2 separate regions of the Homo sapiens genome follow, and region 2 is linked to region 1. Evidence: chromatin contacts called from ENCODE Hi-C or POLR2A ChIA-PET data. All regions are on one chromosome and are shown on one strand. The core of a region is the stretch at or near the end of the contact, and the rest is flanking DNA. Distances in the headings are between cores, read along the strand shown.

Region 1 (4,575 bases), core at 677-3,176:
CCTTAAGAAGGGACATACTTGTATATAGGTACACACACACATACACACTCGACGTACACATAACTCCGTTTTCAAAGGTCACAAGTTATTTCCTGGGAATAGGATTGGGAGGATGTAGAATGAGGTAGGTAGAATGATTTTTGTTTGCTTTTCACTTTATATTCTTCCCTACAATTGGAAACCTGTTTTTTAGCCACCGCGCCAGGCCTAATTTAGCATTTTAGATAGTGATTGATGTTATGAAATAATATAACCAGGCAATACGAGACAGTGTGAAGGGTGCTACTTTAGGCTTGTCCTAGTAGGCTTCCTAAACAGGAGCTATCTGAGGAAAGAGGAGGAGGAAGAGCTTCCAGAGATAGCAGACTGGGGCAGGAAAGAGCCTAGTGTCCCAGGGAAATAAGGCAGGCCAGTGTGTGAGCGTCCAGGCGAGGTGGGGAAGAGGGGGAGTGCGCAAGGTACAAGCCAAGTAGGGGATTGTGTGAGAGGCGCCAGGGCCAGATCCTGCAGGGGTTTGCAGGCCGCGGTGAGGGGGTCAGATTTTCTTCCAAAGCCGCCTTGCTCTGTGCAAGCGCACTATCGCAGGCTGCGGGCGACGCTGCCTCTGGCCGGCGCCCTCCGCCGCTCCAGGCCGGATGGTGCCTCCCGTGGGCATGTAGGTGGGGATGGTGGGTTTTGCCTCTGTGCGGTCACCGCCTGTCTGCGTTGCTGCCTTCTCCGGGGCCTCAGACCCTGGAGAAAGCCCCGACAGGGGAGGGGGGCGCGCAGCCGCAGGGGCGTCCAGCTATCGCGCACTGCGGGGGGAGTAGGGGCGGGCGCAGCGCTCGGCACCGCCACGCGGGTTCGGGCCGGGGAAGGCAGGGGCCGGTACGTGACGCGGGGCATGCACGTGGCCTGGGAGTGTGCTTTTCGGGACAGGTGCGGGGGCCGCCGCGCGCGCAAAGGCGCAGACGCACGCGTGCGGGCACCGGGCACCGTCGGCCGTCGGGTTATCCTTGGCTCCGCGGGCGGCCGCCGAGGTCCTGTCCACCCGGAAGGCGCGACGTCCTCGGGGGACGCCAGGGCGCAGGGGCAACTGAGCCGACTTCGCAACTCGGAAGTTTTTCTTTGGCTGTGATGGTCGATTTGCCCGTCTAAGAAATGGGACTCTGGGCCGGGCGCGGTGGCTCAAGCCTGTAATCCCAGCGCCCTGGGAGGCTGGAAGATCGCCTGAGGCCAGCAGTCTAGACCTCGACAACGTAGCAAGACCCCGTCTCAAAAAAAAAAAAAAAAAAGGGGGAGTACTCAAAAGAATAGGAAAGCGCTTTGCAAACTTGGACACGAGTTGGGCGTTTTATTCACTTTCTCTACTACCCTCCTCCCTTTGGGAGCCCCAGGGGCTGGAGTAAGCACGCTACCACCCACTATACCTCTCAGTGCCCGCGGCACAGGAGCCGCACTCGACTTTGCATCCCCCCAGGGCCTGTACACGCCGGAAAAGCTCCCGCGGGGTGCGGTCGCTGGGCCTCGTCACGTGATCCCCACTCAACGCCCCTGAGCGGGGGGGGGAGCAGCGAGCAAGTGCGCATGCGCATCCCTTCTAGCTCTTCCCCTCCACCCCCCACCCGCCCCCTTGGCTCGGACGCAACCACTGTCAGCTCCTCCCCCTCCTCCTCCTTCATCCTTCCTGACATTCACTCCCTTCCCCCAGCCAATTGGTTACGTCAGGCAGACAGGCCGAAGAACCAATCACGACGCTGTGCTCAGAAGCCGCCACGCGGAACCGGCCGGATCCGACTAATAGGGGCCCTTGGAGCGGCCACGCCTCAACCGGGCAGGGTAGCTTGGGCCCAGTGGGCGGTGCTTCTCCTGTCAGCATGTGGGCGGGGTAGGGCGGGGACCAGCAGCCGCAGAGCCGTCCTCGGCGGTGGCGACGACGACGACGTTGCTCAGTCTTGGGGTGGGCTCCGCGGTGCAGGCCGAGCTGCGCGGAGGGCTCGGCGATCAGCGGCGGCGGCGGCAGTGGGGAGGCCGCAGCGCCATGGGGGGGCGTTAGACAGGCTGCGGCGGCCGAGGCGAGGGGCGGCAGCGGTTATCTGGTCCGCGGCGACCTTCGGCCGGGCCCGGGGGTGGGAAGGCCTGGGGCGGGGGTCGTCCCTGGTTGCACGGGGCCGCGGGGCGGGGCTCGCCGGCCGTCGGGGTGCAGGAGGCCTGGGCCGCTGAAAGGAGAAGGCGCCGTCGGTCGCCAGGCCCTGCCGCCGGGCCGCTTGACGACGACGCTCCCGCGGGGGCCCCGCCTGAGGAGGACGCGGCGGCGGTGGCGGCGAGGCCGCGGGAGGCCGCGGAGGATGGAGGAGCGGAAGGAGGAGGGCGAGGCCGAGATCCAGGAGCACGGGCCCGAGCACTGGTTCTCCAAGTGGGAGCGGCAGTGCCTGGCCGAGGCCGAACAGGACGAGCAGCTGCCCCCCGAGCTGCAGGAGGAGGCGGCGGCCGCCGCGCAGCCCGAGCACAAGCAGCAGAAGCTGTGGCACCTCTTCCAGAACTCGGCCACCGCCGTGGCCCAGCTCTACAAAGGTGAGGCCGCCGCCGCCATCTTGGTACCGCTTGGCCGCCCCCGCCCGGGCCCGGCCCCGGCCCTATCGGCTCAGCGGCCGCTTCGGGGGGCCGCGACGGCGGCGGCCTCGGGGATCCCGGCCGGTGGCTCCGCGGCCCTGCCGCCCCCTCCCCGCAAGATGGCGCCGCGGGAGGGAGGCCCGGGGTTGGGGGGACAGGCCAGAGCCGGCGTGGGGGTAGCCCCGCTTTGGGGTGGTCCGAGGGTCCCCGCTCTCCGGGCCCGGCCACCCGGTGTCCCCCTCGGCCCGGAGACGGGAGAGGAGGAGCCCCCGTCACAAAATGGCGAAGGGAGACGGCGGGGCGGCCCCATTGTGCCCTGAGCCGGCCTCGGGGCGGGGACTGCCAGGGGGGGCGCTTCCCTGCGCCGCGGCTCGTCCCTGATCTGTGCCCCTGAGCTCTGCGGCATCCCCTTTTCCCCGCCGCGACCTCCCTGCCCCCCCGGTCCTCACACTGGGTTTGGGATCCCGAAACCCCTGAACAAAATGGCGAAACCTAATATGGCCGTTCCGGAGTGATTGACGCGCAAATAACATTCTTGTTCTCTTTCTTTCTCTTTCTATGTGTGTTTCTTTTTTCTTTTTGGTTTTTTTTTTTTTTGGCTTGCTTTTCAGACCGAGTGTGTCAGCAGCCAGGACTTTCTCTCTGGGTCCCCTTCCAAAACGCAGCCACCGCCGTCACCAATCTCTACAAAGGTAAAGATAACCTTGCTGCATTGCCGATTCAGGGAAGGGCCGCCTGCGTCAGGGTGTCTGCCCTGCGTTCCAAGTGTGTTTTCTGCTCCCCAGCCCAGCTGCTAACCTTGAATACCTTGCAACTTGAGAATCGCGGCGGTGCTCTAGCTAGATCCACCGGAGGCGATTTTGACACCTCCCTCCGCCCCCCGGGACAGATGGCAACGCCTGGGGACGTTTTTGGTTGGCTTCTCCTAGAAGGGGCTGTTGTTGGGCACCCAGTGTATAGAGGCTGCTGAAGGTCCTGCAGTGCCCAAGATAACCGCCCCGGCCCCCTCTCAGCGAAGAATTATCATGCCCCTAAAGTCAGTAGTGCTCAGGTTGAGAAGCGTTGAGCTGGAAGACGGCTGAGCCTTGCCTCCCTCTGGAAAAGACATTGAGGGAAGATAAGAGTTGATGTTTTTTGTACTACAGTCGGAAGTGGGACGAACTTTATGGAAAAGATTCTTGAGTTAGGCATTTGAAAGCGTGGCAGTCTATATAGTTTTGAAGTGCTTGAAAGCTTGCTAATCGGAGTCATCTGCGCGCATGTTAACGTGCTGCTCTTCTCTAGCAATTTGATCAAGTGTTTTCTGTTAAAAGGATCCTATATTTGATTATAAGTTGCTGGCAGGAATTCTGTTGAGAGTTTTGAGTCCATAGGTTTGTTTTATGGTGGTTCCTTTCTGGAGTTAATCCCCCTCCCTTTGTGATGACATGAAGATGTGTAAGTAAACGTTCTTGCCCATTTGTGCATTCTTGGTAACGGTGGGTTTAGATTTTGTGCCTTACTGGTTTTGAAGATTGAGAAATTTGGGGTTGATTTTTTTTTTTGGCAAGATTTTTATGGAAAAAGGATTTGACTTTGTTAATCTTAAGAAATATGTAATTAAATGTTTTCAGACTTTTAAAAGTTGCTCAGAACAGTAATGGAACTTTGTGCATTTCAAAAATACCAATATTGGTATTTTTGCCATATATATTTAGGCCATATATAGGTTGAAACGGGCTATGAAGGTGCTGCTTGACTGTCAAGTTGTTAATTTTTGCATAAGAATGTGCAAATGGCCGCAGCATCTTGTAGGAAAAAATATCTCCTTGTGAGATTTCTTGAGTAGACTACAGTTTTTTGGGACAGTAATTTGAGAACTGGTAACAAAGTGGTGAAAAGAAACGCTAACTTTAGGGAATGAGGAACTGTAATAATAATAGTCCAGTCTTACTGAAAAAAGGGAAACATGGTTAAATAGTGCCTCAGTGGTTAGCTTTGATT
Region 2 (4,382 bases), core at 1,138-3,637, 2.6 Mb after region 1:
GGAAAGCCTGGAATCTGGCAATCTGACTCCCAGCTTCTATGCCATGCTGAATCTCCCTCACCATTTTCCCCCAAGAATCTTTCCCCTCTAAGTGTCCCTGCCTCCCCTGTCATCGTGTTGCCAGTCCTGGCTCTGGGGTTCTTAGCCTGCCCCTCCCAGGTCCTCACCACTAATGAAGTCTCTGCCAACTTGAGGCGGGGACCACAAAGGCTGCTGGAACTGGCTTTGTGGGAAGAACCTATTTCCTTCCATTCTGGGCTCCTAGGTGTGGCTGATGGGGCAGGATTTGGGCAGATGTGGGGGCGGAGCTGTTCTGAGATGCCCGGCTTTGGCCTGTGGGGCAGCTGGCTGAAGCTGGGCTCTCCTCTGCCTTTCTGTCCTCCCTTCCTGCGCAACTCCCAGCTCACCTCCTGTGCCTGGCTTCCTGACTAGGCTGCCGCTGAACCCGCCCTGGAGTTCTGCAGTCCGATCATTCATTCATTCAACATCCATGTATTCAGCACCCACTGTGTGGCAGGCACTGTTCTGTAGACACAGCAGTGAGTGCAATACACCTAGTCCTGGGAGAGAAGACCAAAAGTTCATCACACAATGTCAAAAATGTACAATTTCACAATGGGTAGGCTGGGCATGGTGGCTCAAGCCTATAATCCCAGCACTTTGGGAGGCCGGGGCAGGAGGATCACCCAGGAGTTTGAGACCAGCTCAGGCAACAACAAGAGACCCTATCTCTACAAAAAATTAAAAAATTAGCCGGGCATGGTGGCATGCACCTGTAGTCTCAGCTACCTGGGAGGCTGAGGTAGGAGGATCGCTTGAGCCCAGGTTACAGTGACCTATGATTGCACCACTGTACTCCAGCCTGGGCGACAGAGCAAGACCTTCTCTCTAAAAAAAAGAAAAAAAATTGCTTCGTCAAATCTGCCCACATTCATAGATATAGGCTGAGTGGGACGATGGCTTGAGCCCAGGAAGGAGTTGGATGGAGGCTGTAGTGAGCTGTGATTGCACCACTGTACTCCAGCCTGAGTGACAGACCAAGACCCCGTCTCAAAAACAAAACAAAAAACCCCAAGGGAGCTACTCTTGGCTGGGCGATCAGGGAGGGCCCTCCTGAGGAAGGGGCACTTAAGCTGAGATCGGGAAGATGAAGTAGAAGAGTTCCAGCTGCAGGGAGCCACATAGGCAAAGGCCTGGCGGTGGGAAAGGCTTGGTGCACTGGGCGCAGGGAAGAAAGCCCAGCGAGGCTGAGTGGAGGGAGTGAGGGCCTGGCCACCTCAGCCTCGTGAGCCCAACCCGCCATGCTCTTCCAGAGGCTTCTGCTTGAGAATGGGAAAGAAGTTTCCAGCAAATAAGGCCCCCGTTCCCAGGAGGAGGTCCCAGCTCGCCCTGCCCCCTCCTGTCTTCTCAAGTCCCCTGGGCCACAGAAGCCTTGAGGGACCCACCCTCACCCCTTCTGTGGGCCCCAGGGCTGGGGTGTCCTCTCGCCGATGGCCTTCTTGGGGTGGATGAGTGGAGATTACTCCAATAACTGGAGCCTCTGTCTTCCCAGGTAGACAGGCCTGGCCTCAAAACCCTCTCTCCATCAGGAGCAGGCTGTGGGACTTCAGCTCTTTGGAGCCTCAGGTTCCTCATCTGTAAAATGGGAAGATTCTTTCTTCCGGAGTCATCTTAATAAAATGTGTTGGGCTGTTTATACAGGGCAGGCATTTGGTGGGGGCCAAACCACCGGGTAATTATGCTAAAAATAACTATGATTATAGGTGGCAGAGGGGTGCAAATGCCTCACAGCCTCATCCCGCAGAGGAATGAGAGCTTCGTCAGGGCCGGGACCTTGTCTGGCTCGTGGCTGCTCCCACGACGACTGGCGTGGCAGGCACGTGGTCAGTGTTCCGCCATCGACTGACTGGGCGGATGAATGATACATAAATGAATTCGCGAACGACTGATGCCCAGCTTCCTCCCGAAGCAAGGTCATTCACCTCAGCGGTCGCGCCTCTCCCCTGCCCCTGCCCCGGATTCCCCGCCGCTCTCAGCTCTCGAGGAGTATGCAGCACTCTTCCGTGCAGCGTGCCTCAGTTTCCTCCGCTGTAAGCAGGCGGGACCAAGGCAGCCTGCCGGGGTCAGGATGAGGCTGGCAGAGGAAGGGCGCCTGTAGTGGGGCCCCGTACCCACGGGCGCCCAATCCGCGCTCGCCAGGGCCGAGCCCGCCCGCCGCGCGCAGCCCCCGCCCCACCGCCTGCCGGCCCCGAGCACACGTGACTCCGCCCCGGCCCGCCCCGCCCCGCCGTCCCAGCGCGGGCTCCCATTGGCCTTTCTGGGAGGCCCCGTCCCCAGCCGGGGAGGAGCCGGGCCCCGCCCGCCGCAGCGCGGGGCTCCTGCGTCCCGAGTGCGCGGCGGCCGGACCGGGCGGGCGGAGCCGGGCCCGCGGGGCTGCTGCGGGGCGATCGGGCCGGGCCGCTGCCGCGCCATGGTGAGCCGGGCGGGGCAGGCCGCGCGCTCGGGCCGGGCGGGGGCGCCGGGGCCCGGGGGCGGGAAGGGGGAGGCCAGGACGAGGAGGGGCGCGCGCGGCGGCGGGGCCGGGCCGGGGTCTGCGGGCGGGGGAGGGGCGGCCCGGCGGGCGCGGCTCGGGGGAGGGTCCGTTCCAGGGGCCGCGCCCGCGGGCTGGGGTTCTTTGTCAGCGGCGCTGCGGCGAGATCCGGACAAAGGAGGCGGCGGGGGGCGGAGGCCGCTTTGTGGGGATCGCGGGGCGCTCGCCCCCGCCCGTGCAGCCCCCGCCCGTCCTCAGCTACGCTCCCGCCTTCCCCCGGCATTTCGGGGTTCTTCAAAATTCTGGGAGCTCCGGGGAGGGCTCCGGGGATAGGGGTCCAGGTGACGTCCGGCGCCCGTCTCGCGGGTAGGGAAACTGAGGCCGGGCCGCAGCGTTCGGCGCCCGGTTCCGTGGGCAGCGGCTGCGCGGCGTGGGCATGCCTAGCTCCCCTGGTCCCCGTCCCACACCCCGCCTCCGTCGGGCCGATTCGAGCTACCTCCCCAGCTGCCGTCCCCTCTCCAGCTGTCGCCCCCTGGGCCGAGCCCCCTCCTCCCTGGAGCCTCGCTTTGCTCCTCCGTGGAGTGGGGGAGACGCCGGCGCCGCCGGGCAGGGTGGAACGGGAGGGTGCGCGGAGCGCGCCTGGCACCGCGCCTGCCACGCCGCCCGCGCTCAGCACTCGGGAGCCGCCGGGGCGCTGTCACCCCTAAGTCCCCAGCACCCAGCCCAGGTCGCCCAGCCCGCCCCAGCGAGGGCCACACTGGGGTTCACCTGTCCGCGGCCCCTCAGGCACGCGGGAGAGGAGGTAGGGAGAATGTGGCATTTTAGAGTCAGGGTCGAAATGCGGGATTTTGGATGCAGGTTGCCTGGGTTTGAATCCCTGCGCGTCTACTTTTGAGCTGTGTGACCTTGGGCAATGGACTTAACTTCTCTGAGCCACCAATTTCTGTATCTGCCAAGAGGGAACAGTAATAGCTCAACTGCCCTGTTGTCTTGAGGCAGAAAGGAGACATCTGCGTGAGCTGTTTATCTCAGTGTCTGGCACATATAATTGCCACCAACTTTCTCCGGCATCTACAAGCAAAGTTGTTTGGCCAAACAGGCCAACCCTGGGGCAGCCTGTGAAAATGACCAGCGGGTGATTCACAGGGTGGGGGCATGAGCCTCTGGCCTGGCCCGAGGAAGACCCCGACTGACCTTGGGGCAGTCCCGGTTCAGAGCTCTGCGGGCTCCCGCTTCCTCTTTTGCCACTGGGGAACCTAGGGGATTCTGGAGCGAGTTTCCTCTTCTGAGGATGGGGGTGTCATGGGTGGGGGTGGAGGATGAGATAACACTGGCCAGAGAGCTGGGCACAGCCCCATCAGTGTCAGTCCCACTGGCATCCGGCCGTTCTTGGTCCTGGCTTCTGGAGGGCTGGGGCCTTGTGTGATGCGTCCTTGTGTCCCACTGGCTGCTGGAGGCCCAGGGCAGAACGGACGTCCCGCCTCGTCCTGGCTGTGTCCAGCAGTGCCCTCTTCTCCCTACAACCCTGTTTTCCCAGTCAGAACCTGGGGCAGGAAACGTTTCTGGTTTGTGACCCGGGGTTCGCTGAAGAGTTTGTTGGCACCCTTGGCAGGTGGCTTTATGGGGGGAGGCAGTACTGAAAGCCCCGTAGGGATGGCTGGTCCCCTGTAAGCAGGGCAGCCCTCCTGGCGTCTGTCAAGGAGCCTCAGGAGGTGGCGGCTGCAAGGCGGGGGTGTTTTGCTGGTGGTGAGCCCGGCAATGCTCATGATGTGCCCGGTTGAGTTAGGAGGAGGCAGCGTGTCCCTGGGGAAGGGGTGTTTGTGGCACTGGGCCTGGGCCAGGCTCTGTGCCC

What was found. A loop is a pair of places that touch in the nucleus more often than their neighbours do. ChIA-PET counts read pairs that join two places held with the same protein, here RNA polymerase II (POLR2A). Pooled maps may share reads with other maps.
Region 2: a map of gastrocnemius medialis shows a loop between it and region 1 (4-fold over the local background). The contact joins the promoter of SNN here to the promoter of HAPSTR1 in region 1. A Hi-C loop is called at or near these places in 1 of 168 maps with a recorded cell type or tissue (gastrocnemius medialis) and 5 of 50 pooled maps. POLR2A ChIA-PET finds 5 or more read pairs at or near these places in 1 of 52 experiments (MCF 10A).

The regions. Positions count from the first base shown.
Region 1 is chr16:9,089,718-9,094,292 of GRCh38, forward strand. HAPSTR1 (HUWE1 associated protein modifying stress responses) reads left to right here and starts at 1,927. Exons shown (of 4, transcript NM_014117.3): 1 at 1,927-2,553; 2 at 3,204-3,284. The coding sequence starts at 2,328. RefSeq lists enhancers at 92-957, 3,227-3,396 and silencers at 868-998, 1,787-1,856, 2,027-2,366, 2,577-3,076.
Region 2 is chr16:11,666,068-11,670,449 of GRCh38, forward strand. It overlaps SNN (stannin), which reads left to right and starts at 2,388. Exons shown (of 2, transcript NM_003498.6): 1 at 2,388-2,473. RefSeq lists a silencer at 2,061-2,480 and an enhancer at 3,588-3,687.